Regions from separate parts of the Mus musculus genome. Here regions 1, 2, 3, 4 and 6 are each linked to region 5. A link is a loop called in an ENCODE intact Hi-C map of the cell type or tissue named here. Cell type or tissue: gastrocnemius. All regions are shown on one strand. Region 1 has its middle 23 kb from the start of Gm41044. Region 2 overlaps Pik3r1 (phosphoinositide-3-kinase regulatory subunit 1). Region 3 has its middle 50 kb from the start of Gm36921. Region 4 has its middle 29 kb from the start of Gm41040. Region 5 has its middle 22 kb from the start of Gm41046. Region 6 has its middle 15 kb from the start of Gm36703.

Region 1 (5,000 bases), 650 kb before region 5:
TACACAGTAATTTCAGCTTGAGGAGGAAGCCCTGGGTTTGTGAAGCCCTGAGCAAATGTTGACATGGGTGCAGCCGTGTTAATAATTCCAAAACCTCAGACCCATAGGAAAGGGTCAAAGCCTTCTCTATTCCTAGGCTCAGAGATGTGATGAAGCTTTTGGTCTGAGAGAAAATGCTGACACCAAGTGCAGAGAATATTCACTATAGCGTTCTCCAGATATTTTTACAGACTAAAGACTGCCTTTACTGTGATTAGCTAAACCTGCCCCACTGATGCAGCCCTGTACCATAAACTTCACCTCCTTGTCTATCTGCATGCAATAACCTTATGCCTCTATGCAACTATATATAACAAAGACAACCAGCTTGCAGGGCTCTGCTGTCTTTGTCAGGAAGTCCAGGCCTGACTTCAGCTATTTCCTTGTGTCTCTGTCTTTACTTCATTCCCTTGCATCCCTCAGGCAGGGCTAAGTTCCTGGAGCCATGGAAGGACCTGGCAGTGACAGCACTGTGTTTTAATTTCATGGCTGTGGAGAAGGGCAGGGTCACTGGTTATGGTTTTGCTAGTCTCTTCCTCCAGTCTCTGCTGAGCTCTGTTAAGTCTCATGCAAAGGAGTTCAGCGTGTCAAAGTGGAACTTTATGGACTCCAGGTACTGTGGTAACTACTGTGCACACATCAGCAGGGTTCTCTTTGCATTTCTTGAGTGGCTGATGTCTATACAGCAAGGAAGAACCCAACAACTAAGTAATTTGTGTAAGATTTTAAAGTTAGTCGGTATCCTAATGGACAAATCCACACACCTGACCCATTTATTCTTGAGGTGTGCTTAGTGTTGGGTGTCTTTGAAGCTGCTCCGACTCGCAGACTTTGGCTGCTTATGTATTTTAATGTGTCTACCCCAAACACAGCTCTTCCCTTCTGGGGTTATATGTAGATCCTGAGTAAATTGGTGTAATATTAATCAACATGCCAGACTGTGCCATCTGAGGTACTTCTGAGACATGGTAAGAGTGCCCAAGTCTTAAGAACTTAATTGTGTATGTTGCCATCAAGGCTTAGAAGGCTTAGAAGCTCAGAGAGCCTCTAAGCAGCCTTATTCTTACTTAGGTCTAGATGCCACATAGTTTGGTCATTTGCTGTATCCTCTATAAATTTTGTTCACCAAACTTCTCCCAGAAGCTTTTGTTAGAGAGTGGTAGAAATGCTGTGATTTGTTTCTTGATTCATTCCCCATTAATATCTTTGTCTCTTTTTTTCCCACAAGTAAAAGCTTGGTGGGATAACATTGAACCCTTACTCTGGCTATCACTTTTCTCAGATATGTATGGTCTGCATAAATCAAACAACTTTGGACTCATTCCTTCTTCCACAAAATGGTTCTAGCACTGTGATGATGTAGGTTCCACACTACTCCATTGATCAATTTTTCTTATCACATGATCTCTGATGAGATGAGGTTGGCAGAGGAACAGTGAGCAAAGAATGACAGATAACTTTTCTATGCAAAGCATACAATAATTTCCCTTAACTTAAAACAAAGCAGAACATTTCTTTTATAACTTTATTGCACTTGTTTACTCATTGGAGGGGGGGGGGTTGTGTATGCATATGACCTGGTCCATGTTATGGGGTCAGAGGACAACTTGCAGGAGTTAGTTCTCTCCTGTGGGTATTAGGAGTCGAACACAGGTCATCAGACTTGATAGCAAGCATGTTTACCTACTGAGCCATCTTACTAGCCTATGCTTAACTTTTCCCCCTCCCTCCCTCCCTCCCTCCCTCCCTCCCTCCCTCCCTCCCTTCCTTCCTTCCTTCCTTCCTTCTCCTTTTCTTTTCCTCTTATTGGAGACAGGATCTCTCTACATTGCCTTGGTTATCTTGGAATTCACTATGGAGATCAGGCTGGCCTCAGAGATCCACCTGCCTCTGCCTCCTGAGTGCCGAAATTAAAGGCATGTGCCATGCCCCAAGCTCCCTATTCTTAACTTCTTTAATTAAAACTTGATTCAATCTAAACAGAGGCAAAAAGGAAAAATGTTTTCGACATGAGTTATTGACTCCTGAGAGTATCTAGGTCACAGATAATATAGGCACATTCTGAAAAAGTTTCCGTGATAATTTTTTCAAGTCTGCACATGTAATTGAACTTTGAGTCCAGAACATTCTACAATTCTATGGGAAATCTACGTGAGGCCTTTGGCAGGAAGGAGGCATGCTGCGATGTGTGGTGCCAATTGTGTCATACCATGTGACACCTGTACCTTAAGTTTATCACCTCAGTGGCATACTTGGCAGTAAGTAATATGGCTTTTCAGAAGTGAACAGGACAAGCCATAGGCATCGGGCAATCAAGTGTTTGCTTTGTAGCTCAATTTTTGTCAACAATTTTTGAATGTTGCATTTGCCACTGGAAGATTTGTGGAGGGGGGAACCTCTTTGGCTTTACAACTCTAAAAATATCACCAGTGATAACAACAGATTTTAGACACGTCATGCTCATAGGTACTAAATGTTCTTTGAGTAATTGACGTGTGTTAATTTAGTTAACTCTCATGTCATGGGCCAAATGGTCAATGAAAGATGGAGGAGGGAACTAAAGGTGCATCTATATGACTCCATTTAGGACATGGACTCAAAGGCTCATCACATGCCTTGTTCCAGAGGCATGCCTGCTAATCTGTGGCATGTCAGAGCCTGAACACCATGGTGCACAGTGCTATCACTTTCCTAAAAGGAATCTTCCCTCATGCCCATGCCTTTGAGTGCTACAAATCTCCCTCCAGCCAACTGAGTAGGCTTCTAGCCACCAGAGAGCAAGACAACTCCTGTGGACAGGCTGGCAGAAGGACAAGGCATGGTTAGACACTGAAAATCTGTGTGTGATCTGAGATTGCCACATAGTCACAAATGGAATCTGCACAATGTGGACTTCTTCACGTTCCTTCCTGGTAGCATGTGGTGACATCTGACCAAGCAGAGGTCTTCAATAAATGTTGATGAATGTGATAAAGGCTTACATAATGACATGCCATATAAAATGTTCCTGTAATAATGAGAGACATAATATAAATAATATATTGGATATAGTGTTTGGTGTGAGAAATTTACAGTTTCATAGCTTGTAAAATATTAGGGCTAGGAAGAAGATCAGAGGCACAGAGATTTTCAGCTCCCTCATTTTTATGCTAATAAAATAGATTCTAAATGATATAGGGACTTCCCCAAAGATCTCTCTCTCTCTCTCTCCCACACACATATGTGTATATACATATATATACACATATGTGTATATATATATATATATACATACACACACACACACACACACACACACACACACATATATATTTGTTCAGTAAGAATGCTTAGATTTAAAACATTATATATATTGGCAAGGGTAGTGCTTGTTTTTAGAAAGATCTTTCTTTTGGAAATGGGAGCAAATATCTGATTTGTGGTCCACTGGCTCAGGTCTTCTACACATCTGATGAGACATCAAGAAAAGGGAACTATCTTGGCCTATTGTCACTCCCACAGTAAAGTCATGTGTACTATATGTGGAAGAAAGAAGTATCAATTTCATAGTCCTTGGTGCTGTCCCTAAGAATGCTTATTGACTACATAGTAAGAGTGTATCCAAATACTCTGAGGTAACGCCCTTATTTGTAAAATATTTTGGGCATCCCTTTTCAAAAAAAAAAAACTCATGCATGAACATTTTATAGTGGACTACTCTGTAATGTGCATGTCAAAAATAAATGAATTAGGAAATAGGCTGACATAAAAATGGAATATATGAGCACATGGGTGTCTTAGATACTTTCCTATTGGTGTGAAGAGACACAATAACTGAGGCAATTCATAGAAAACATTTAACTGGGGGCTTGCTTACAGAACTAGGGGCAGATCCTTGACCGTCAATGGCAGAGAGCTTGGCAACAAGGCTGCTAGGCAGGCATGGTGCTGGAGCAGTAGCTAAGAGCTCGCATCCTCATCCACAAACAGCAGGTAGAGAGTGGAAGACTGGCCTGGCATAGGCTTTTGAAACCTCTTCAAGCAAGACCATACTTCCTAATCCTTCCTAAGCAGTTCCACCAACTGGGAACCAAAGATTTCAATATATGAGCTTATGGGGGACCACTCATATTCAAACCACTACAGTGAACTTTATCTTCTAGATCATTACTTTTGTGCATATTTAATGGAAGAAAAGATAGAAAAAAGTGAGAAGGAAATATTAATTTCAGCAATTACTCTATGAATTTCATGAGCTGAGGATGGTAGCCTATTTAGGTGTGGTGGAGCCATTACCCATCCTTGGTATCAGTGAATGTCATTCAGATGTCACACGAGCATCCCTTAGTATAGATCAAGAACTATCTTTTTATTTGAAATTACTCATGTGCTCATCATGTCGTCCAATCATCTCCCATAAAGATCAGATAACATTCCTCATGGTTTTGTTTTCTATTGCTATACCTGGTTTTTAGAATCAAGAATTGAGTGACAGAGTGGGAAGCCATGATCATAGGGCATTGTTCTTGTTCATCTGCCTAGTCTGTCTCCAGTGCGGTATATACGAGGTGCTCAGTTGTGTGTGGTGAATATCACGACATGTTCTGTGTGATTTCTCCTCTGTTCTCATGAAGCACTCACATTCAGTTTGTGTTTTAGGTCTTCTTATTGGATTCTAAAGCTAGACCTGGCTTATTTCATCTGCTTGCCCCAGATTCCCTTCCTTCCCTCCTTTTTTCTACTCTTTCTATACACACAATGCACATATACATACATACATACATACATACATACATACATACATACAATCAGACACAAACACACACACACACACACACACACACACACACACACACACACACACACACACTGCAACTCTTCTATGACTCTTTGAGAGCTTCCTCTTCCCATGAAGTGCACTGCTTCCATCCTTACCCTCTCCTTCTCAGCATCCTTCGTGTGCAACAGCACAAAGCCCAAGC
Region 2 (5,000 bases), 930 kb before region 5:
TAATGAGAGCAGTGGTCTCACACTTTCCAGAGGAGGATCTGTGGAAGGAGGCATAAGGCTTCCTTACCAGGTCTTTACCAAATTACCAGAGTTTACTAAGGTTTTATGGTAACCTGAGCTCATGTATCAAGATCCACACCTAAAGTGAAAACAAAGCAAAACAAAACAAAACAAAAAACTTCCTTTGTCTAGAAAGTCAGTAGCAAACTCTTTTAAGTATTTAGAAAACACCTCTATGGGTAAGAATGTTTCTGACAGTGATGAAGAAAGAGGGTTGCTGTATAAGGTTTCAGGTACTTATCAATAATTCCAGCTGAGCAAGTGATTGATACCCATGCTTCGAGATCTCAGACCACAACTTTCAAGGAGCAAGAATTGAGGATGAGTGTTCCTCCAGCTATAAAGAGAAAAGGACGCCAGGAGCCAGAATACTGATAGCTGTTCCCTAGCTGTGCTTGGTTTCAAAGGCTGGTTTTACAGTGAAACTCCGCAAAACACCTTGTGTTACGCAGCAGATGGAACTAAGTAGAAGGTCTCCCTGTCTCAGTGATTAAGTTGGATATCCTACCTAATGTCATATCAACAGATATTGGGGGCAGAGACCCTTGTTGTTTGGTGCATCTCGAGAGTCACAACTTGACTGAGGTCCCGAAGTTCTGGCTAAGGGCAAGACTCCTTGGTTTGGATGTGTGGTTTGGAGAGACTGTGGAAATGGGGCATTGGAGATGCAGTGGAGCCCAGTTACCATGACTAGAGGTGAGAAGCCCCTTGTCTTTCACTCTCAAACCCCTAAGAGCTTGGGAGGCCGTATAATTATCCCCATTTTACAGATGAGGAAAAGGAAGATTTAAAATAACGACGTGATTTGCCCAAAGTTAGTACAGCAGTTAAGTGGCAAACTAATCTGAATGGATCCAGTTTGCTTTCTTGGGAGGCCCACTTGGTGCGCGCTGGAGGTTACCCAGCCAAGAACAGAGGCTGCAAAAAGCTTTGAATAAGATGGATATAAACGATCCTGGCAACACGTACGGGCCTTGGTGACAAGAAGCATGTTTGTTCAAGTCGGGCTGGGATTGGTGGGTCAGCATCTTACCATCACTTCTCCTTTATCAGGCCTGAGCCCCTGCCAGGCTAAATATTTTTGGGACAGCATTTATTAAATATTTTTCTCATAAGGCTAAACTAAGCACATTCTTCCTCAGGAATGTCACTGGGTTTATTCAGCTAAAAATAACTGGCCAACTTATCATATTTGGCAAACTATGAAGGGCTCACTGTGAGTCATCAGGTGGAAGAAAGGTCCAGTAAAGACCTGGGCACTGGTGGGTATGAGCATTAGCTGCCCTTCCAAAGGACTCAGGATCGATTGTCAGTGCCCGCACAGCAGTTCACAATGGCTAACTCCAGTCCCAGGAGATCCAGTGACGACTTGTGGCTTCTGAAGGCAGGACATGCACACGGCACCCACACAAAACACCCATACGTGTAAAAATAAATAACCACAACAAAATATATGGAGACTAGAATATCAGAGGAAGAAGAAGAAGAAGAGAAAGATGGATTGCATATGGGATGGGCAAGAAAGATGAATGACTCAAAAATACTGAATGGAAAATTCACAATAAAATTCGAGAAATACATGAGAAACTGAGGTTGTAACAGTCAGAGTTATTCATTAACAAAACCCCTTAATTAAAAAAAAAAAAGACACAGGCAGAAAGCTTTATTCCACAGAATAAAGGCAAATGATCTTGAGATAAAGGTAAACACAGCCTTAATGGTGTGAAGGGTCATGGTTTGAAAGAAGTCAAGCAATATGTCTTTACTACTACTGTTCCGCGCGGGCAATTAATTCTGGTGGGCGAACACATTTTCCTCTATCAAAAGACACCACATTCATCAAATAAATGAACACAAACTTACCCACCTCTTCACTAAAGAAGTGACCTTGGCTTTAAGAACGTTAAATGGGCCCACTGAAGCAAGATGGACTGTCTCAGTACAGTCTCTTACAAGCACCGCCAGTTGGAACTAGTACTAAGCTATGGCAACTCATTTATGTCAGGCTAACTTTTTTTTTCCCTTAACTGCAATACCAGGAAGCACTGTAGATAGAACTGTCGCAAAATATTAAGTATATATTGATTGCATCTGACCTTGTTCCGCCAAAGATTCTCAGAATAAGCTAACAAACAGGGAGATGACATTTGAGGAGTGCTTGTGTCGTAATAATTGCTTAAAGGTCTGGGGGGCGGGGGGGGGAGCGTGAAGTAGGCAACTCAATATAAAGGAGCAACCTGCTGAATGAAAAGTTGTAAAATAAGCCTGCCGCCCATCTGGGTGGCAACCAGTCAGGCTTTTTAATCAACACCTTAGCTCCTACTCCTGCAGACAGGACGCAGCTGAAACTTCCTGGCTGCAAAGTGGGATTGGTGGGAAAATGCTGATTTTCTATAAATGGAAATACCTGGGATGTTGTTAATGAAAAAGAACCAGTGACTCAGCCTGGCAGAGGGGAAGGCACTGCCCTCGCTGTGGGGTGCTCTCTTCTGCCATTAGCATCTCACAGAGGACCCTTTCTGTGTTCCCCTTCCGCCCCGCTTAGCCACTACTTCTTTGTAGGGTTGAACAGGAAGTGATAGCGCCTGCACCATGGGAAGGAGTTTTGTACATTTTGTTCTATCAGATTAGCCCCAGTAACTTTATGAATTATGAGCTGTCAACTCCTTTTTCAACCGCTATAGAATATGCTTCTTAGAAATTGTAGCTATAAATAAAACAACAGATGTTTTCAATTGGCTCCAATAGCGCTTGGGCAACTTCGTTCAAGGGGAGAAGTGAAAAGAAATCATTGTAAGACTGCGTTAGGGCTCCGCCTGCTGGTCGCTTTTGCAACAGCCTTGTAAAGACATGCTCATTGAAGCCACTTAGGAAAACCAGAGAGGGGTTAAAAGCCAGCCGTGGCCTCTCTGTGAGTTTTATGTTTTGTATGACTAGATCCTCTTCTAGGCACAACTGTCACTATATCTAGAAAAGAAAAGGGGGGGAGGGGGATCCAAAAGAGGAGGAACATGCTTGAGCTGTTCCTGGTTTCTCTATGGGCAGTGAGAGTCAGGGAACTTTGAACTAAATATCCAGTATCTCGGGATCCTCGCGGTGCAGCTGAGAGAAATTGTCAAAGATTAATAGGATTAATAAGACCAGCCATATTAAACTGCTTCTAGTTCTTAAACTCTAGGGGGGAGTTGGAAACATAGCTAAATAGGAAAGTATTAAATTTACACCTTTCAGGTGGATTTAGCAGCCAATGGTTGATTGGACTGAGCGTGGGGGGTCCCCTCCCTGATGGAGGAGTTGGAGAAGGGACTGAAGGAGCTGAGGGGGTTTGCCGCCCCGTATAGGGAGCAACAGTGTCAACAGGCCAGTCACCCCGGAGCTCCTGGTGACTGGACCAACTACCAAAGAATACACATGGAGGGACCCATAGCTCTGGCTGCATATGTGGCAGAGGATGGCCTTGTTGGACATCAGTGGGAGGAGCAGCCCTTGGGCCTGAGGGTGTTCAATGCCCCAGTGTAAGGGAAGCCAGGGCGGGAGGTCGAGAGTTGGGGGGGGCGCACCCTCATAGAGACAGGAGAAGGGGGAATGGGATAGGGGGGTTTCCAAAGGGGAGACCTGGAAAGGGGAAAACATTTGAAATGTAACTAAAGAAAATATCCAAAAAGTGTTCTCTGCTGCCATGCTACCGAAACCCTGTCAATCACGTGTTAGGGATGGCTGGCATCAGCAAGCACAGGTTCCTTCAAATGTGTGTGCAAAACATTAGAAAGTGAGAGGGTGGTAGGAGTCACTGACACATCGTCTGGTTACAATGACCTATCCTTCTGAACCTAAGGTGTGGGGCTTAAAGCAGGCTTTGCAAATTAAGTATTCATTTTCACTCTGCTAGAATAAAAAAGACTGAAGAGCTCCGGTGACCTCTGAACATGGACCTCGCAGAAGACAACGGGCCATGTGGCCTTAACGTGAATCTCAAAGCCTGGGGCAGCTACAAATCAGAGATCATGGCTGCAGGAGCCTCTGTGTGTTCAGATCTGGTGGGGAAGGAAGACCGTGGAACTGCGAATAGCATGAAGCCAGTTAGTGAGGGAGGAAAGGGGATAGTGGAAACTATGGTACACATTCAGGCCGCTACACATTGAGGCCACTTCCGGGAGCCGACACAGCAGCCTCCTTGTCTCCTTTGGGATAGACTGGGAGGCTGGTGTGAGTGCTTACCCTCCCCCCCTCCCCCCCCCCCCCCCCCCCCGCAAAGAGGTTAAGGCTCTAGGAGGGCTTCTCTTTCCAGTCCTCACTCTTCCCTACTTCTGAGTCATCTGTCAAAGTAACCTCCTTTGATGGTTTTGGAATTCTGAGCAATGCATGCACAGCACTATAGGACTCTGAGAAAAGGGTGGGGGAACAAATCTGCCTGTGAACTACTACAGTCAGTCAATGACAGGACAGGGACAGGTGGCTTAGTCTGAGGAGCCCACTCTGCTCCCACCACAGGTTATTCTGGGGTGTGTGTGTGTGTGTGTGTGTGTGTGTATGTGTGTGTGTGTGTTACCATTCAGTCATTTCATTCTTCAGAAAACTATGTTTTTTAAAATGTGGTTATGGGAAAATAATCCCGTTCCACACAAGATCAGAGACAATGCACTAAGGCCAGAGCATCTGAACTGTGGGTACAAAGACTGTCGTCGTCATCGTCGTCATCGTCGTGGCCAACATGATGATGATTTAATATGTGCTACATTCTGGACTTGAGTGGGTGTACTGAAATTTCCAAATACAATTGTCCACAACACCGTGAGGAGGGCTCTGCCATCATCCCATCTTTATGAGGAGGTGGGCAGACCGGAGACCCAGATAAAGAATTTGTTCAGTCTCACACAACCAAACCAGCCAGAACCAGCATTCAATTCAAGGGACTCCCCATGTACTAAGTAAGTACTTCA
Region 3 (5,000 bases), 240 kb before region 5:
GCATGAATGGCCACAGTAAATAACAATGACTGAAAAGTTGGTGCCTCAAAGTTGTCAGGTTCAAAGGTTTTCACTACATACCAAGGATAAGTATAGTGGGTGATAGATTAATTAGCATGAATTAATCATTCTACAACATAATACTCCATTGCATCCCATGAGTACACTAACAACCACTTGTCAAAGTACAAATAAATAATGAAAAACTTATATGCTCAGTGGTAAACAATCACTTAACTGGATCAACAACATTAAAACCCCCATAAGTTGCCACTACACACTTATTAAAATGGCTAAAAGAAAAGATCCAATACCAAGTGCTGACAAGGATGTAGGACAACTGGAAATTTGAGATCTTGCTTATGCATATTTAAATGCTCGCTCTGAAAAAAATAGTTAAATATAGAATCATTACATAGCACTAAAATCTCATTTCTGGGTATAGATCTTAGAAAAAATGAAAATAGTATTTCCACAAATGCTTATACGTGAGTGTCGGTAACACACCTGCTTGTAATAGCCACAAATTATTATGTGTCATTCGGAAGCAACCTGAATGCCTTCCACAGAACTTTTTCCTTTATGGAGTGCTATCCAAAATGAAAAGGGATGAGCTGCCAATGCAGAAAACAAAATTGGCCGATTCTAAGCACATTGTACTACCTATAAGAAACCAGTATCAAAGTTACTTATCTTGTTAGGTGCTGTTTCTGCAATATACTCAGAAAGGCAAAAATTATATCAGTGGAGATTAGTGGTTGTGAGTGGTGCTGAATTAGAGAAAATATATTATTTAAAACTGTACTGGGGGTGGGGGGGGGAGCAAGATAGATGGATGGCTCAGCAAGCTAGATGTCTAGCCTGAGAACTTCTGTGGGATCTTAGGGAGCCACATAGTGGAAGCAACTCTACAGGCTGTCTTCTGACTCGCACATATATGCCTTATCACACATACCATGACATACACACACAAACATACACACAAAGCTACATCACTAGCTTGTTTCATTTTTATGTATGGATTCTTGGACCAGTAGCTGTATAATCAACACAGGAGAAAAGAAAAATAAAATGATTACCCTGCCTTTATCAACAGATTAGAGGAAAAAGGAAAACATTTCATGGGCCATGATAATATTATAGCTCTAAATAAGAATTTGGAGGATTACCATGACTGTAAAGTGGTGTAAGTTAATAGAAAAAAAAAAAAAGACAAACTCTCCTCATTCTCTAGTCTTCATTGTGTGTGTGTGTGTGTGTGTGTTAGCACATGTGTGTAGAGTGATAGGTAATCGAGTCTATGTAATGGGACTTATAACTCACCATGCAAATCTCTTATTTTCTAGATTAGTTCCATTAAACTGGGAAGACCCTCTAAAACTGTGAGCTGTCCTGTACCACAGGCTGGAGGCCCAGAGTAAATAGAAAAGAGAAAGTGAGCTGAGCACCAACCCTTTGCTCCCTGAGTGGGTGGGATGTGACCAGCATCCCCACGCTCCTGTTGCCATGACATCAATCACTGATGAACTGTATAGCCTTAAACCAGGAGCCAACAAGCTGTTCCCTCCTTAAGCGGCTTTGTCAGGTATTCTATCAGATCAATGATGAAGGACATCGATCAATCCAGCACCGCCAGCCTGCTTTCCCTGGCTGTTCCAGTGCCTGCATGTCACCCATACTTGCCTAGCTGGCTTTTGGTCCTTATGTTACTGGGGGTTTGTTGTTGTTGTTTTGCTTTTCCTGTATTCTTCATTCTACTTTTATGAAAAAGAGAAAAAAAAATTAACCAGAGAAAAGATTTGGGAATCACTATGATTTCAAAGTGGTGTAAATTTACAGGAAAAAAAAAAAAGACAAACAGGTCACCCCCATTGACTCCTAGGAGCCTCCCCCATACCAGGTCTCTGGGACTTCCTGGAGATTCACCCCACCCTCACCCCCACCCGACCCCTGGCAGTTGCAGATTTCCATTCATTCTCCTGGCCCTCAAGCCCTCTCTCCGGCCCCATACCTGCTTCTGCTCCCCCACTTTCTCCCACTTAGTTCCCTCCCTTCCTCTGCTTCCTATGACTATTTTATTCCCCCCTTCCAAATGAGATTCAAGCATTCTTACTTGCGGTTTATTTCTTGTTTAACTTCTTTGGGTCTCCGTGGGGGGTGGGGGTGACTGGGAGGGAGTTGAGCATTTGGGATGTAAATAAATAAATAATCCCTTCACTTCAGGTATCTTGAACTTCATATATATGCCATATGTAATGGGTAATCTTGTCAAAGGATTATCTAAAAACAAATTCCAGAAGAACGTCCCAGGTTTAGTACATATGTAATTCTACTTCTTACCACTTCCTGGAAAATTATAAAGAATAAAAATTACAGGCTGATTTTAATCAGTTTTGTTTTTGTTTTTTATTATGGACATTTATGAAGGATCTACAGATTTAGATCTAATTAAGTCATTTCCCTCATTGTTTTTATTGCTAAATATATTGTATTAAATTCAGAGTCATAAATCAAAATAATCAGAACATTCATTCAGCTAAAAGTCAGCCTCACTGGAGATAAATAACCTTTGGAAAATGAGAAATGTCCCATAGTGCTAACCCATAAGGAATATACAATGAAGTCTTCATTAATTTGTCAGCCTATAATTGGGAAATGTGCTTAATTAGTTATTTATGGACCGTAAAGAAGGAAAGAGAGCTAGTTATGATCCCAGTCTCCGTGTCTCACACTTTGTTTCATTTTTTAAAAGATATTTTAAAAACATCTCCCAGAAGAATTGTACAAGATCAAGCCAGGCAATGTCCTCCCATGGAGTGAGAGCAATTAATGAGCTCTCACCTCTCACTGAGGAGCAATTGACAGTTGAGGGCTTTTGAGGGATGGTCAATCAGTGTTCTTTAAGGGTTTGGCCCCTGATATCTCAACCATGCTCTAGTGCAGTTCTCAACCTATGCGTTGTGACTCTTTTGGGAGGCATCAAATAACCCTTTCACAGAGGATGCCCAAGACCATCTGCATATAAGATATTTACATTTCAGTTCTCAACAGTAGAAAATAACAGTTATGAAGTACCAATGAAAATAATTTTATGGTTGGGGATGACCACAACATGAGGAGCTATATTAAAGGGTCTCAGCATTAGGAAAGTTAAGAACCACTGATCTAATGGATGGACCCACACCCTAAAAGTACATGGGTAACACAGAATGGACTGGGTGGGTTATTTTTTTTAAAAAAAGAAAAAGGTTGTAGGTTCTCCTTTAAGATTCGTGACTTAAAGGATTCATGACTGAGTGATGGTTTTCTGTAATGATCTCTATCTGTTGCAAAGAGCATACTCCCTTGGTGCAGGAAAAGGGTCACACTTCTCTGTGGTTATGTGGACAAGTCTGTAGAGTTCACTTTCACCTCAGGGAGCTCCAGAATCCTATGTGTGATGTTAATGGTGTCTTTAGCAGCAGAGACTTAACCTTCTATCTCTGAGGACAACCTAGGACAACAGCAATAGACTGTAATGTTTTGGGAGTCTCAGGCAATTCTGAACAGCAACACAGAGAATGACTTCTCGTACCCTGGTGCTGGGCTTTTGTTAACCCCTAAAACCTAAGTAAGGCTCAGGAAAGATTGCAGAAAAGTGAAGAGGCACAAAGGCAATAAAATCCAGAAGATCAGGGAGTTTGCTGTGAGAATGTGTATTCTAGTAATGCCAGAAAGCATGTCCATAGTCTTATAGTCTCAGCAACATGACCGTCAAAGCACGTACTGAACAAGGACAACAATAATAGACATACCACGGTGAATTGGGGGTGGAGCACAGAACCTCACCCATAGACAAAGAACCATAGGCAATTAAGGAATGCTGAGAGTGGAAGAAACAATCTTTCCAATACCAAACCGCCAGCCCAGAAAGCACGCATACAAATAACATTGGCAGATGAAGCAGGGATATTAGGACATCTTTCCTCTTCTCCATCCTTTGTCTCCTCACTACTGAGAGGTGAGTAAGTTCCTATAACACAATGTTCTACCTTAACACGGGCCCAAATAATCATGGGCACATATCTATGAAACCATGATCCAAAAGAGATACTTCATCCTTGTAGGCTGTTAGTCTCCAGTACTCTGTCACAGAGATGGATAGCTGAAAAACAGATGCCACAGAGGGAAGTGTTGACACATCCTCTTCCCCGGGATGAGCAAAGTTTGTTCATGGTCCCTAGGCCCTCTCAGAGATACATTACCTCCACCTGCACCATGTTCCTCTGACTAATTACAGCATTTCTGCCTAAAAGGCATCACTAAATTTAAAACGCTTCAAACCACATGTTTGTGACAGACTAAAACATTCTGGCCCAGAAAATTGTGCTCTCTGTTGGCATGACATCAGCATTGGCCTTGGCTGTACCCAATTTAGACATCAGAAACTTGTTCCATTTGTGCTCCGCGTTTATCCATTATAGTCATTCAGTTTCCCCACATACTCTCCCAATTATCTACCAATTCAATCCATTTACCCTGTCGTTGCTATCATAAATACGTCACCTATAGCATTTACCTACACTTGGGTGGAACTTTCAAGGGCCCCTCACCAGCTTTGTGATTCATTTATTTTCCCTCTTCCTGTTCAATTTTGTACTTACCGCTCATTACAAAAATGGATGCTGAAACTGCAGACAAATGCATTGGCAAGAACCTAACTGCACAATTGGCCATTTAGCCCTGAAAAAAAAAAATCATAATAATGGCTGTAAAATGGATCTGGGCCACAGGGCAGAAGCCCTACTTTAACTTCACTCAGCAGAGCACCTGCTGCAGAGCTGATGTAGTGTCAAATTGTATCATGATGGGATGCCCCAGGTCTGGGCGCCACTTTCAGTCCTATTATTCTTAATAACAGCCGTGCTTTCAAATGGAACAATGTTTCTCCTGCCACAGATCAAAAGGACTTAAAAAAGTGTCCCATCATCCTATTTGAGAGGCCAATAAAGTAATCGTTC
Region 4 (5,000 bases), 1.8 Mb before region 5:
TTTCCGGGGAGAATAACAGTTTATCTAGGCAAGGGGGTGGGAGGTGAGCATGGCATAATACAAGGTAGAACTGTCAAAATTTAATATTCATCATCCTATAAACATTGATGGTCCCTCTTAGCAAAATTACAATCCATTGGGAAGACTGTATGTGGCGGGGTTGTGTGTGTGCAGGTGGCTGTGCACGCATGAAGTCATCTTCCATGGTGCAGAATACGTAATGCTGAACCGGAGAACTCCAGGAGTAGTGACATAAACATTTTAGAATTGCAAGGGTAAGGAGGAGATGGGATCGCCAGGGCTGTGTGTGTGGGAACAGGATTGTGGAATGACTTATGTACTGTGTGCATGAATAACTTCCCTGTGATGAAAAGCTGCTTTAAAAAGAATTCTCAGGACTCACTGAGAGATGGCTCAGCAGTTAAGAGTGCATACTGCTCTTGCAGAGGACCAGAGTTAAGTTCCTGAACTTATGTGAGGTAGGTCACAACCTAACACCAGCTCCCGAGGATCTAATGTGTTCTGGCCTCCTCAGGAAACCATGTTTACAAACACCTCCCCCCTTACATATAATTAAGATGCTAAAATAAGGGACTGGAGAGATGATGGCTCAGTCGTTCAGCGCATTGGTTGCTATTCTAGAGGACTCAGGTTTGATTCCCAGCACCCACATAGTGGTTCACAAACATTTACAGTTTCACTTCTAGGAGATACCACACCCTTTTCTGGTCTCTGCTATCACCAGGCACACAAATGGTGCACAGACATTGTCTAGTCAGGGTTCTCTAGAGTCACAGAGCTTATGGAGAGTCTCTATATAGTAAAGGAATTTACTGATGACTTACAGTCTGCAGTCCGATTCCCAACAATGGTTCAGTAGTAGCTGTGAATGGAAGTGCAAGGATCTAGCAGTTACTCAGTCCCACACGACAAGCAGGCGAAAGAATGAGAGTGAGACTCCCTTCTTTCAATGTCCTTATATGGTCTCCAGTAGAAGGTGTAGCTCAGATTAAAGGTGTGTGCCACCACATCTTTAATCCCAGAAGACCTTGAACTCGGAGATCTCCCTGTCTTAATCTTCTGGAATCCATAGCCACTATGCCTCAAGATCTCCATACCAAGATCCAGACCAGAAACTTCTATCTCCCAGCCTTCAGATAAGGGTCACTGGTGAGCCTTCCAATTCTGGATTGTAGTTCATTCCAAATATAGTCAAGTTGACAACCAGGAATAGCCACTACAGACATGCATGCAAGCAAAATATCCATACATATAAAATAAAAAAACATTGTTACACAAAGCTAAAATAAAGAAAAAAAGAAAAGAATTATTGATATATGAAATCATTTATAGGAATAGGAATATGTTGATTTTGGAGACAAAGTTTGAGCTTAGACACATTTTATTTGGGGGGGGGGTGATTGTTAATTTCTCTGTTCCCTAGGCCTGAGGAAGGGTTGAGTACAGTCGGTTCCTACAACTTTCCTATCTCCCCTTATGCCACATTCACATCCTACTCTTATAAAAGGATAAAAGTGTCCATTATTTTGTTTGCACAAACTGGAAAAACAATAAGGTTCATTTTACCAAATTTTTCTTCAAAACTGAAACCTAGAGAGATGAAACTTTGGAAAGATCAATCTTTTAGAAAAACATATTACATCTTATTTATCGATCGTGAGTCTGTAAAGGGCATGCATCACAGCCCAAATGTGGGGGTCAGAGGACAACTTGTAGGAGTTGATTTTCTCCTTTTACTATGTGAGTCCAAGGGATGGAACTCACGTCACTAGCCTTGGTGGCAAGTGTATTTACCCCTTAAGTTACCTCGCTGGCTCAGGTAAGCACCACCTCTTGGGAGTGGGAGTCCCAGGAACCTTCTTATTCCTCGAGGAATTAGTAAATTCACCAGAACTAAGAACTTCCTGCAAATGCCTCTCCAATCCTTAGTTCTCAAGGAGCGAGGGCTCAGCCTGCACTGCCACAATTCGCCATTAGAGGGCAGTGCAGCCGCGAGAGCCGAGGAAGGAGGGGGCGAAGGATGCTTCTTAGCACTTGGAGAGTGGGAGGAAGTGTCTCGCAATGTTTGCACTTGAAGCATCTCAGTAGTTAGATATTTCACTGGCACAAATGGCGTGTCCTCTTCTAAATTTTGTGCGAATATGAAAAGGCAGTAACTTTGATCTTAGTGCATGTTCTATGGCTATCTATTTCGTTTCGAGCCAGGAATTTATTAGGACATCGAAGGGAAAGGCAAGAAGAACTTTAGATGGGCACATCTCTATTTCCCTACTTTTGCGATAGATTTAGTACACGCTCTGAAAGAATACAGTGCCGGCTGAAAAGTGCTCTGTTTCCTCTCTATTATTCTAAAATAGATGTGCTTCTCTCACGCATGGATGGACCATTTACCCCTGATTTGTATCTCGGGGACAAATCTGACTCGTTAGCGCCGTTATTTGTAAACTGCTAACCTGGTTCCCTGCGCTCTTGTAACGCTATCTTGATGGGTTGCTGTGAAAATGTGAAGCTGCCTGTCAGGCAGGAAAAATTATGTAAAAATGATGTGGGTATAGAAAATGGAATCGACAAAATGTAATAAACTCCCCCTGGGCTGGAGAGCCGAGCTGCATATGTAATGAAGTAGTTTAGGATTACGTCACCTTTTATATAACATCTGGCAGTGACTTTTATTTCAGAGCTAATTTGAAGAAGCCGGGAGCTCTTTTTTTTTTTTTTTCCTTCTCCCTCCCAGAGCCTGCCTTTATCTGAAAGAAGTAAAAGGAACAGTTACATTTTGCATGCAAAGGAAGCTGGAGTGGTTAGATTATTTCCTTGGGGTAATGGAGAAAGGGAAAAAGAAATAGAAGAAAGGTCAGGTGAACACAGCAGAGGGGATGGATAGGTTTGTGGGATTCTTAGACACACTGGACCAGTGCAAGCAGCCAGACAGATAACCTGGGTGGCTTGGCTCTCCTCTCCTCTTCCCTCTCCACTGCCCTTGCTTGGTCAGCATATACCTGATCCAAGAATACCATGGCAATAGTTTGTCTGTAAATATTTGATTCGTAGTAACAAGTTATAAAAATGTCTTAGATGATTGCTTAGTCCTTTGGTTTCTTTATCTTTCAAGGAGAAAGCCATCCCTCCAAACAACACCTGCCTTCCCTACAGTGTCCAGAAGCACACATCTGTTACAGTATTCACACAGTCAGCTCGACTCTGTCTTTTTGTCTAGATCAACAGTGATGAAGGTCTACGAATTTCCTCTCGTGGAAGAGAGAGCTCAGGATGGTTGGGACCATCTTTGCATCTCTCCTTTTTTTGCTGCTCCAAGCTTCTCTGCCAAGCTTGTCTTGTCACAGTCTGGTCCTTGCTGACTGAACTGTGTTTGATGACCTCACTGTCCCTCTTCATGATATGTTTTGAATCTTCCAGTCTTACTAAAACCCCAAGATATCCTTTCCTGAATCCCAAGGCCACGTGTATAATTCAGACGGGAGATTTTCTTACTTTTTTTTTTTTTTTTTTTTTGTGGCTGATGACTTTCCAACAGCGTGTTTGAGAGTTAGTGGGATGTTTCAAAGTCAAACAATAGATTTGCATATGATAAGGGAGAACGTGTTCTCAAGAAGCTGAAGTATGCTATGAAATCCATAATTATGATTTCTGCCAGTGCCGCCTTCTTCAGGCCTTGGCAACCCTATGGGTGAGCGAGAACAGGCATGTGGGCGTCAGTGGGTGGGAACTGCCAGTCGTTGTGGGTTGAGGGAAGTTAAATCCAGGAATCTTTCTTTTCAAGACTCGGGTCTTCTTGTAATCCCAGCCTCAGAAGGCAAGGGCTATGCTAGAGGGTCTAGATGTCAGCCTACGTCCTGAGGACAACTATGTGAGAGCCTGTGAGATGATCGTCATATCAGTGGACACGGTGTATTGGGTGGACATGGGTAGAGTGTTGGAGCAAATGGGGCCAGCCAAAGGACCCTTTGGTGGATTACCATCATGTGGGCTAGCAAGCTCTAGGCCATGAACCCCGAGACTTTGTAGGCAAGGAGTGGTCTTGGCTTTGTTTGTGGGGACTTTTATCTGGTAGCTTGGGAGGCAACTGCTGGAGGAGTTCTGTTGTCCTAACTTGGACTTTACCTTCCTCGAAGGAACCATGGCTGCTGGTCACTGGAGTAGCTGTATTGTTACTCTTTAGGGATAATCTCTCGTGCACTGTGTGGAGGCATCACCTGTCAATAAAGAGCTGATGGCCAATGAGCTGAAGCAGGATTAGAAGGTGGGACATTTGACAGAGAGAGGGGAAAGTCTGGGAGATAGTTAGAAGCAGGAGATTCAACCTGGACTGGAAGGAATGGCAGCTATACAATAGTTTACACTGGTTAATTAAGTTATAAGTTGGACTGGGAACAGCCCAAGCTTAAGCCCTATGCATAGTACATAAAGAGGCCTCTGAGTTGTTATTTGAGGGCATAGGTGGAAAAGCCCGTGGTTTCATTAATGTTAGGTAATTTAGATTGAAGTCTGAGTGAGGTCTGGAGGTGTCAGTATGTTTAATATTGATGCTGTGGTGTGTAGGCTATGAATCATCGTGTGGCATTCTACCCCCAAACACACTGTCAGTGTCATTACTTTTTAAGTATGTGCCATATGTTTGTGGGTCAGAAATTTGAGCCAGTGCTGAGCTGGGCAATTTAACCACAGTGACTTAGTGGTCTAGTGTGTACTGAAGGGTCTACAATGGGTCCACTCATGGGACTGGGTCTTATGTAGCAGGATATAGACTTCAGACCTGTTTTCTTTCTCCAGAACCGTTCTACAGGTTTTCTCTAGAAAGACCATTAGGATTTTACACAGTGCCTTACTCAGAATTTGGCCAGGTCTCTGAAAGTCTAAGCTCAGAACTGACAACGTATCAATTCCGTTGCACTTCTGTGGTCAAATTCATTGCATGGCAGCTCAGAATAAGAATGTAATAAAATAGCTGGTGATACATG
Region 5 (5,000 bases):
GAAAATATGTTGTATGTATTTGTAGCATGCTGTATATACCACTGAGGAATGTCTGTGGCTTCAGAGAATCAAGCAGGTACCTGTCTATGCCTCCCATGGTCTCCTGGAGCTGAGCACCCAAGCAAGCCACCCCCAAGTCTCAACTGCATCAAATCATTAGCCAAAGAAGCCAAAGTCAGTGGCATCTTCGGAACAAGCCGCTAGCACATCAAAGATAACGCAAACACCACAAATAGGCCAGGCTGTAAAGAACACCCTTGTGTTTCTAAAGCAGAGGAGGAGCCTTGAGGCTCACTATAGATCCAAGTCCTCTAAGTGAGTTCTCCACATTCAGTATTCATGGCCCCTTTAAAAGGCAGAATTAACAAACATCAGAACAAAGAAATAAATGCCCGGGCTATCAGTGGTCAAGAACCATTGATCGAACACAGCTGGAAGCTTCAACGTAAACCCAGGTCTCCTGATTGTGTCAAAATTGAACGTGGTAGTGCACATCTGTAATACAAGCACCAAGGACTCTGAGGCAGTAGGACCAGAAGTTTGGGGCCAACCTGGGCTACATAGAACCATGAGTATAATTAATTCTTTAAATGTTCTTGGTTGCCTTCCTACTTTTGGGGCTTTTTTGAGGGTTTGAATTTTCAGGATTTTGCTGCTTGTCTTTAAGACTAGGCCCTACTCTATAGCCCAAGCTGGCCCTGAACTCACAGCAATCTTCCTGTTTCAGCCTCATGAGAGTTGGGATCATGCCTGACTTCACTAATTCTATATTAACCAACCTCCAAGTGATTCAAAATTCCTCGTGAGGGAACCAGATTATTTGCATTTTTTTCAAATCAAGTTAGGAATTTGGTTCTTTTGTGATGGTTTGCTCCAGAATCTAGGATACTTCCCCTTCTCAACTATCCTATAATTTTTAATTCTAATTACCATAGGATATATGGTATCTTAATTTTTTTAAAACACCATCAAATTATCTGAATTTTTTTAAAGATAATGTGATGAATTGTCCAAACAAGTTGCTTGGATCCCCAATGTACTGTGAGAATTGGCATATAAAAAGAACAATGTGTATATGTATCAGAAATAGCTGCTATCTTGGCCCAATGTATGACAGGGTATATTGCAAACTTTACTTTCTTTACAGTTCTCTCTCTCTCTCTCTCCCTCTCTCTCTCTCTCTCTCTCTCTCTCTCTCTCTCTCTCTCTCTCACACACACACACACACACACACACACACACCTTTCCTTCCATATACCTTTTCTACAAGCTAATAGACATATGATTCGTATAATAATAATATACAGTTCTGTTGACTACTTCAAAACAATTCATAGCAGTAGTAGCAGAAATAGCTGTTTATATTGCTGCAGGCTCAAATTTAGTTAACACACTGGTTATCTAAATAAGGAACATTCCTTAGAGGTTCATATTTTAATTAGCATCTTTTTTTCCCCAAGTAGGGACTGGATAATTTTTATATCATGAGTTGTATTTACAGCTGGAGCAATGCCTCTGTAATTGAGTCAGCCAAGAATCAACCCAGCCATAATTTTCATCAGCGACCTGTATGGTTTTCCCCAGCTAGAGGGAAAACCAGGGACCTTCCCCTGGCCACCTGCTCTGTGGATGATGGGAAAATATGACAGCTTGACTGACAAAGTGATGAGATTATATAAAAGAAGGAGAAAAGAAATACACACACCCTCAGGGTATAACTCAATGGTAAAGTATAGGCTTGGCACACTGGAGGCCCCGGGTTCAAACCCAGCTCACAGTCAGATACAGCAGTGCTGGGCTGGAGTCCCGGAGACTTTGTTTGCTGAATCTTAAGGACCCATGAACTCAAGACCAGATGGGGCAACAGAGTGAGATTCTGTCACATAATAACAACAAAATACTTCCAGCCACACACACACACACACACATACACACACTGCTCTCTATATTGTCTCTTTCCTTTTCTTTGTTAAAGTAATTCATAATGTTTTATTAGATTTTTATCTAAATTCAAATTGTGATGTGTAGACATTTCCCTCTAACATCCCTGAATTTTTCCCTAGAGAATAACTACAAGGCCCCATGCCATTTCCTGCCGTGTAGTGTGGCACTCGTAGGGGAGTTAGTTCTTGGGACCTCATGGTAGGAATGGAAATGCTCTCATATCTCCTGATCTAGAGGGCTGCTCTGAGTTCAGCAATGCGAATCCCTGGGCTTCTCTGCTTGTTCCCCTGGACGACTTTCCACTCCTGCCTTCAGGAACCAGATTGTCCGAGCCATTATAGCAACATCCCATCTTCCGTGTACAAACTTGTGAAATACCAGCTTTTCATCTCACTGTCGGCAAATGGACGCCTTATGCACATACAGAACACTCTGCCACGACTCTAGTCACTGGAAATAACGTGGCACTGACATCAGGGAGTCACATAACAGACGACATGTCTAAAGGACAGAACTATTTTCCACAGAGTATTAATTTACCAACTTCCTACATGACAATTTCCCAAAGCAGCCGAGAACATCTGTGACCCGCAGGCTTCATGTTTCCCTTAATGGGGCACTAATTGTTTTTAAATAAATGTCCCCCACTGTGCAAGCTCTCAACGTAGAATAGAAGTGGGTTGAGGGGTAGAAAGCCTAGCCTATCATTCTGATGTCTAAAATGTCACACTTTCAAAGATGCCAGGGAGATGAAATGCATTTAATAATCAATGTAAAAAATTTAACACATGTTGAAGCTCCTGTTTGAATTATAAAAGTATCAATTATAAAATGTCTACCCTCCCCCGCAAAAATACCAATTTCCACTCCCTATAACATTGCTCCTTAAAATGGTTACAGGCGGGATCCACATGCATACAGCAGACTACACAGGCGTTGCTGGTGCATGCGTTTTGCTGGCTCGCTCTTGACACAGACTATTTTCTGCACGAAAGGCTCTTTCATTGTGTTTTCCTTATTTGTATCTTTTTCGGGGTTTGGAAATGAGGTGTTTTCATAGCGCCACCTTGTGGTCATGAGCCATATGAAATTTATACACCCAGCCTAACCTCAGCTTCCTTTCCCGGACTCGGCTTGTTGGAGATTTTTGTTTCGCCTTTGTTATTGTTTTCTCTTTCCTTCTAGTTAATATTCAAGAGTTGTTCTTTGCCAGTGATGCTACTGAGAATAATGACCCAATTCAAACAAAATAGACCATTAAAAATTTTTATGAAAATGTCCTAATGTAGTACCTGCACACTTAGGGATATGCCCCTCAATCAAGGGACTGCGGAGAGGGGTGTGCTAAAACCCCATGGGCACAGGAGAAATGTTGAGGCGGGCTTTAACTGAGAGCATTCTGGCTAAACTTCCCTTACATCTGCCGTGGTTTTCAGGGCTGGCGCTGGTCTGAAATTCAGAGAGCTCAGCAGGACAGGCAACTGATTCCAAGGCACAACGATGGGAATATTAAAGCCATTGATATTCTCCACACGGCAGCAGGAGCCACAGCCAGGTGCTAAAGGAATTGGTGGTTTATGAAGAAATAATCAAATATTCTTTCCTTCCCTTCTCTTTTTTTTGTTTTGTTTTGTTTTGTTTTTTGTTTTTTTGTTTTTTGTTTTGCTTTTTTTTTCCAGCCTCACACCAGACCCAGCCTTCTTATCTCCAGGGAGAAGAGTGCCACTCTGTAAAAATAATAGAACTCTTCCCCCCATGTCTCCCAAAACCACTTCAATTCTGAAGGCTTCATTACACTCGAAGAAACTCCGGTCCAATGACAGGTGTGGACTGTCAAGCTTTGAGGTAGGTAATCATGGAATAGAGTTTTTAAGATTTAGATAACTAAATCCACTGAAGGCTCCATCCACCTTTGTAAGTCGTTGACTCTCAGAAATTTGAAACAGGCCGGGAGGTAAATTTGCATGGTAGAAACAAAAGAGGAGAGGATACCTGGGGGTGACATTAACAAGAAAGGACCCGGTCCCTGGGCTACTTAAGAGCACCAAGGCTGCTCAAGGACCTTCCCTGAGTGGAGGCCTTGGAAAAGGTGACCTAATTTAAAGGGCGAGCTGAGATTCACACATAACTTTGTGCATGCATGCGTGCACATAAGCTCAAGGATAAACATCCAGCCCCGTTGGCATAGACATCGGGTTTCGCCTCAGCTCCTAGATTTGACCTCTGTGAAAGACAATGGCTTCTGACTTTCTCAAACGTCAACAAGAAATCCGCAAAGAAGGCATAGGGGTCAAGGACTCGAAAGTCGCATTTGTAGACAGTGTCACAACAGTGTCGCCCTGACAGAGCGGCTGAGGATAAAACTCTTATGTGTTTGAACCTGGAGAGGATGAGGTAACTGGATGGGCCACAGGAAGTCCCAAGTGGGCCACGGAAATTGACAAACCCCCATGTGTCATCCCACAAGTGAAGGTTCTGGAAGTTTTCCAAGTCTGCCAGTGATCCCAGCTGACCTTTCTCAGTCTGGCAGACTCGGGGCCAGACTGTGGAGAAAATGACTGAGAAGCAAATTCCTGCTGCTTCCTGGTGAGCCCGCTTCACTTTCCAGTAAGTCCCCAGTGGTATAATTGTTCCTTTATCTGCACAGGAAGAGAATTGTCGATTCCTTCTGGAAACTAGAGAGGGCCTGCCCACTCTCCTGGATGCTGGCTCAGAGTCTGTGCATAGGCAGACCTGGAAGGAAGCCCGGTCCTGCGGGGACCACCATGTCATAGTAGCTCTCAGCATCAGGCTGGATGGGGACTTTAATTCTCTAAGATTCAAAGGCCTCGTTGATGATCACCAAGCAGAACTTGCTGTATGTTACTATGAAACTTGGACCAACAAAGGGTGACCCACTGGCCAAAGCCAGGCCCTCTCCTGTGTTTATGACCGCGTCTTTTCAGAAGCATATCCCCGCTCGTTCACATTAGTCCCCTGTACACCAACTCCCCTCCATGGCAGAGGTGAGGAGCTGCACCAGAGCTCCCATGTCTGCCCAGCCCGGATTGCTCACT
Region 6 (5,000 bases), 310 kb before region 5:
TATCATGGAGAATGTGTGTTGTACATTTTACATATTGACTCCATTGTTATCATTGCAACTGGAGACATCCGAACTTTTTTATTGAAACATACTAAAAGCATTATTAAAAGGTGTGGGGCTGTTTTTTGTGTTCTCTTAGTGTCTGTATAACATCTGTCCAGGGATCCATCCCATAATCAGCATCCAAACGCTGACACCATTGCATACACTAGCAAGATTTTGCTGAAAGGACCCTTATATAGCTGTCTCTTGTGAGACTATGCTGGGGCCTAGCAAACACATATGTGGATGCTCACAGTCAGCTATTGGATAGATCACAGGGCCTCCAATGGAGGAGCTAGAGAAAGTACCCAAGGAGCTAAAGGGAACTGCAACCCTATAGGTGGAACAACAATATGAACTAACCAGTACCTCGGAGCTCTTGTCTCTAGCTGCATATGTATCAAAAGATGGCCTAGTCGGCCAACACTGGAAAAAGAGGCCCATTGGACTTGCAAACTTTATATGCCCCAGTACAGGGGAACGCCAGGGCCAAAAAGGGGGAGTGGGTGGGTAGTGGAGTGGGGGGCAGGGTATGGGGGAATTTTGGGATAGCATTGGAAATGTAAATGAGGAAAATACCTAATAAAAATATTTTTTAAAAAGGTGTGGGGTTTTTCTCCTTCACATTGAGAACAAGAGCGGTGAAAATGAAAATGAATTATTTTAGTGACAGAAGTGGACACATCCAGTCTAATGCCCTGGCTCCTTTTTCATTTAACTCAGCTTGGTTGCATTCTTCACAGGCTCTTCGTGGCTCTTTGGAAGAGACAAGAATCCCCTGTCAACTTCATAAATCTCAAAGCCTTTTCTCCTCCTGTATTCATTTAGCTATAAGGAAATCACACACACAAACACGCACACACATACACACTCACACATTGTATACATACATATACACAAAATGTTACACATGGACTTAAATGGTGTGGTATTACTTTATTTAATTTTCTCTGACTTTTTCCATATTCTAAGTCTAATGCAGTGAAATTCCCAAATGAAGCAATTTTGTAGTCATATGTGACAAAAGAACCTATTTTATCTTTGAGAAATATGACCATGGAAACAATGTATTTCAGAAAACATCCTTCCTTACTGGTGCAGCTTGATTCAGCCAAGCAACCAACTAGTATTTTACAGAGAAGGGGGAAAAAACAGAAAGGCCCTAAATGCACGGTTATACAAATCAATGCATTAGCCACAGGGAACACTTTCACTGACTGTGACTAAAGTTCATCAGGAGGTACACATGAGGGTGTGTTCCTGTCATCCCAGCAGGCAGGATTCTTAGCTACAGACTGGCTCTATGGTAATTACTTAATTAATTAATATAAATAATAAACAAATAAAAGTCTTCATTTCAACCTGTGGCATCTGCTTGTCCAGCATCCAGCATCCAGCCCTTCCCCCACCCTTTGAAAAGATGTCTTCTCTCTAAAATGCCCAAGAGATTGAGTCTTCTCTCCATAATTCTAAAATTATAATCATATGTTTGATGCTAAATGCTGGTTAGATCTCTTATTCCAAATTGAATTAGTTCTCAAAGGCGATTCCAAATTAGTGATAACCATATGTTCACATCTCAGCAACAGGCACGCGAAGCTATTTCTAGGCTGTTAATTATGCAATCACCAGGGAGTGCGTTTCGGGGTGGGGGTGGGGCTTCTCCTATACTACCATACTGACCCCCCGAAAATCTAGACTCGTAAGCATGACATCAGACATAATTCTTGGACAAATTATATCAGTAACACCTGCAGATCATATATAAAAACAGCAAGACAGAAGCCAGAGAGGGGCCTTGGAGCGCAGCCAAACTCTAGTCTCCGAGGCCACATTTAGCACAAGCCAAGCGGCACGGACCTGAGTTTGCGTGTGATGGATGGGCCCTGCAAGGCACTTCCAGATCATCCGTCATCACTGTTGTTGTTTGCAGGTGCCTCTTGGTGTGGCGATGGAGGAAGGGGAGAGAGGATATATTGCCAACTCATTTGAAAGCCGTTAATACCTCTGCTTATTAAACTCTTTTACTTTTTCCCCTCACTGTTATAATGTATACCCAAGTAGTCTAGCAGCTTCTGTATGCACAAGGAAACCCCTGTGAAAAATCAAACTGCAAATAGCCAGCCAAGATGAAGGAGCTAAACTAGGTAGCCAGAAGGACAAGCAGTGCTCAAAAAGAAATACTTTTCTAGTTAAAAAAAAAAGAAAGAAAGAAAGAAAGAAAAATCCCCATGACAACCTTGAGGCCGAGTGCCTGTTAGATTCCAAAAGAAATGAAAGAAACGGAAAATGGAAGTCTCAGATGGGACAGTTTAGAGTTTGCCTTAGATAACAATCCTAAGCATTATTAAATTTATTTATTCACTTTACAACCCAATATCATCCCTCCTTCTCCTCCTAGTACTCCTCACGGAAGTCCTCCACCCATTCTACCTTCTCTTTTGAGACTGGAAAATCCCCCTCTGGGTGTTAACTGCCTGCCCCCAGACCTTTGCTCATCAACTCCCTGGAGGACTAGGCCAGACAAGGCAAGAGGTTCAGCCCTTGCTCCAGTTGCTTGGAGAACCCACATGAAGACCCAGCTGCTCATCTGCTACATATGTTCAGGGGCCCAGGTCCAACCTGTGCTTGCTCTTTAGTTAGTAAATCACTCTCCGGTAGCCCATAAGGGTCCAGGACAGTTGTCTCTGTTTGTCTTCCTGTGGAACCTCTATCCTACTCTGGTCCTTCAATCTTCCTCCCAACTCTTCCATAAGACTCCCAAGCTCCATCTAATATTTGGGAGTGAGTCTCTGCATCTCTTTCTGTCGGCTGCTGGGTGGAGCCCCCTCCCACCCCACCCATTTCCCTTCTCTACCCTGCTTTCTCTACCTCTGATCCCACCTCCTCCCTCTGCTCCTCTTCCCATCCCCTCTCCCACACAGTTCCCTCCTTCCATTGACCTCCAATATCCATTTTGTTTCCCTGTCTGAGAAAGATTCAGCCATTCTCCCTTGGGTCCTCCTTGTTATTTGACTTCTTTGGGTCTGTTGACTATAGTATAGTTATCTTGTATTTTATGGCTAATACCTACATATAAGTGAGGACATACCATGCATGTCCTTTTGGTTCTGGGTTACTTCGCTCAGGATGATAATTTCTAGTTCCATCCATTTGACTGTGCAGCTCATGATAGATATCCTTGTTTTTAGTGGCTGAGTTTCCAGTTTCTGGCTATTATGAATAAAGCTGCTGTGAACATAGTTGAGCAAGTGCTCTTGGGTATATGCCTAGGAGTGGCATAGCTGGGTCTTGGGGTATAATTATTCCCAGTTTTCTGAGAAACTACCAAATCGATCTCCAGAGTGGTTGTACAAGTTTGCACTCCCACCAGAAATGAGGAGTGTTTCCCCTTGCTCCACAACCTCGCCAGCATGTGCTGTCCTTTGGTTTTTTTTAATCTTAGCCATTGAGATGGGTATAAATCTCAGAATCATTTTGATTTGCATTTCCCTGATGACTAACTGTTGAACATTCCTTTAGGTGTTCATTGGCCATTCGAGATTCCTCTGTTGAGAATTCTCTATTTAGCTCTATACCCCATTTTTTTTAATTGAGTTATTTGGGTTGTTGATGTTTAATTTCTTGAGTTCTTTACATATTTTGGCTATTAGCTCTCTGTCAGATGTAGGGCTAGTGAATATCTTTTCCCAATCTGGTGGCTACCGATTTGTCCTATTGATAGTATCCTTTGACTTACAGAAGCTTTTCAGTTTCATGAGGTCCCATTTATCAATTCTTGACCTTAGTGCCCGAGCCATTGGTGGTCTGTTCAGGAGATTGTCTCCTGTACTGACCAGTTCAAGGCTACTCCCCACTTTCTGTTTTACTAGGTTAAATGTGTCTGATTTTACATTGAGGTCTTTGATCCATTTGGACTTGAGTTTTATAAAGTGTGATAGATAAGGATCTATTTGCATTCTTCTACATACAGACACCTAGTTAGTACAGCACCATTTATTGAAGATGCTTTCCCTTTTCCCTTGTATAGTTTTGGCTTCTGTGTCAAAAAACAAGTGTCCATAGGTGTGTGGGTTTGTTTCTGGGTCTTTGATTCTGTTCCATTGATCCACCTGTCTGTTTCTATACAAATAACATAGAGTTTTTTATTATTATTGCTCTGTAGTACAACTTGAAGTCAGGGATAGTGGTACCTCCAAAAGTTCTTTTATTGTTCGGGATCATTTTTAGCTATCCTGGGTTTTCTGTTTTTCCATATGAGGTTAAGAATTCAAGATCTGTGAAGAATTGCATTGGAATTTTGATGGGGATTACATTGAATTTGTAGATTGCTTTTGGTAAGATTGACATTTTCAGTATGTCCATCCTACTGATCTCTGAGCATGGGGAAATTTTCAATCTTCTTATATATTTCTTTATTTCTTTCTTCAGGGACTTGAAGTTGTTGTCATACAGGCTTTTCACTTGCTTGGGTAGAGTTACATCAAGATATTATATTATTAGTGGACATTTAGAAGGGTACTGTCTTTCTAACTTCTTTCTCAACCCATTTATCACTTTTGCAGAAGAAGGCTACTGATTTCTTTGAGTTAATTTTGTATACAGCCACTTTGCTGAAGGTGTTTGTCAGCTGCAGTAGTTCTCTGGTAGAATTTTGGGGGTCACTTATGTATACTATTATATGATTTGTGAATAATGATACTTTGACTTCTTCCTTTCCAATTTTTATCCCATTGATCTCCTTTAGTTGTCTTATTGCTCTAGCTAGAACTTCAAGTACTATATTAAAGACACATGGGGAGACCGGAAAAATCCTTGTCTTGTCCCTAATTTAAGTGGGAATACCTTAAGTTTCTCTCCATTTAATTTGATGTTGCCTATTGGCTTGCTGTATATTGCCTTTATTTTGTTTAGATATGCCCTTTGTATCCCTGCTCTCTACAAGACTTTTATCATGA

The links. Hi-C counts contacts between places; a loop is a spot of excess contacts. Peaks named below come from ENCODE experiments on the same cell type or tissue, not always from the same donor. Only the 100,000 strongest peaks of a DNase experiment are listed, where the experiment ranks them.
Region 1: a loop joins it to region 5, with 2.9 times the contacts of the local background. A loop is called at or near these places in 4 of 42 quality-filtered maps.
Region 2: a loop joins it to region 5, with 7 times the contacts of the local background. A loop is called at or near these places in 35 of 42 quality-filtered maps.
Region 3: it touches region 5 in a loop (4-fold over the local background); 2 of 42 quality-filtered maps call a loop at or near these places.
Region 4: it touches region 5 in a loop (5-fold over the local background); 4 of 42 quality-filtered maps call a loop at or near these places.
Region 6: it touches region 5 in a loop (3-fold over the local background); 9 of 42 quality-filtered maps call a loop at or near these places.

Annotation. Positions count from the first base shown.
Region 1 is chr13:101,989,181-101,994,180 of GRCm38, forward strand. No RefSeq gene overlaps it. Among named protein-coding and RNA genes, the nearest start is that of Gm41044, 23 kb to the right of the region's middle. In gastrocnemius, no CTCF peak of the experiment used is centred here; a DNase peak (open chromatin) is centred at 2,808.
Region 2 is chr13:101,716,846-101,721,845 of GRCm38, forward strand. The region is part of intron 2 of Pik3r1 (phosphoinositide-3-kinase regulatory subunit 1); the gene reads right to left. Among named protein-coding and RNA genes, the nearest start is that of Pik3r1, 49 kb to the right of the region's middle. In gastrocnemius, a CTCF peak has its summit at 2,881 (motif pointing left); DNase peaks (open chromatin) are centred at 2,565 and 2,876; H3K4me3 peaks cover 807 bases; H3K27ac peaks cover 4,052 bases.
Region 3 is chr13:102,399,759-102,404,758 of GRCm38, forward strand. No RefSeq gene overlaps it. Among named protein-coding and RNA genes, the nearest start is that of Gm36921, 50 kb to the right of the region's middle. In gastrocnemius, no CTCF peak of the experiment used is centred here; no DNase peak of the experiment used is centred here; H3K27ac peaks cover 107 bases.
Region 4 is chr13:100,890,346-100,895,345 of GRCm38, forward strand. No RefSeq gene overlaps it. Among named protein-coding and RNA genes, the nearest start is that of Gm41040, 29 kb to the left of the region's middle. In gastrocnemius, a CTCF peak has its summit at 1,996 (motif pointing right); a DNase peak (open chromatin) is centred at 1,998; H3K4me3 peaks cover 715 bases; H3K27ac peaks cover 488 bases.
Region 5 is chr13:102,642,040-102,647,039 of GRCm38, forward strand. No RefSeq gene overlaps it. Among named protein-coding and RNA genes, the nearest start is that of Gm41046, 22 kb to the right of the region's middle. In gastrocnemius, a CTCF peak has its summit at 3,012 (motif pointing left); DNase peaks (open chromatin) are centred at 2,996, 3,369, 4,449 and 4,673; H3K4me3 peaks cover 995 bases; H3K27ac peaks cover 2,962 bases.
Region 6 is chr13:102,332,556-102,337,555 of GRCm38, forward strand. No RefSeq gene overlaps it. Among named protein-coding and RNA genes, the nearest start is that of Gm36703, 15 kb to the right of the region's middle. In gastrocnemius, no CTCF peak of the experiment used is centred here; a DNase peak (open chromatin) is centred at 1,877; H3K4me3 peaks cover 442 bases; H3K27ac peaks cover 583 bases.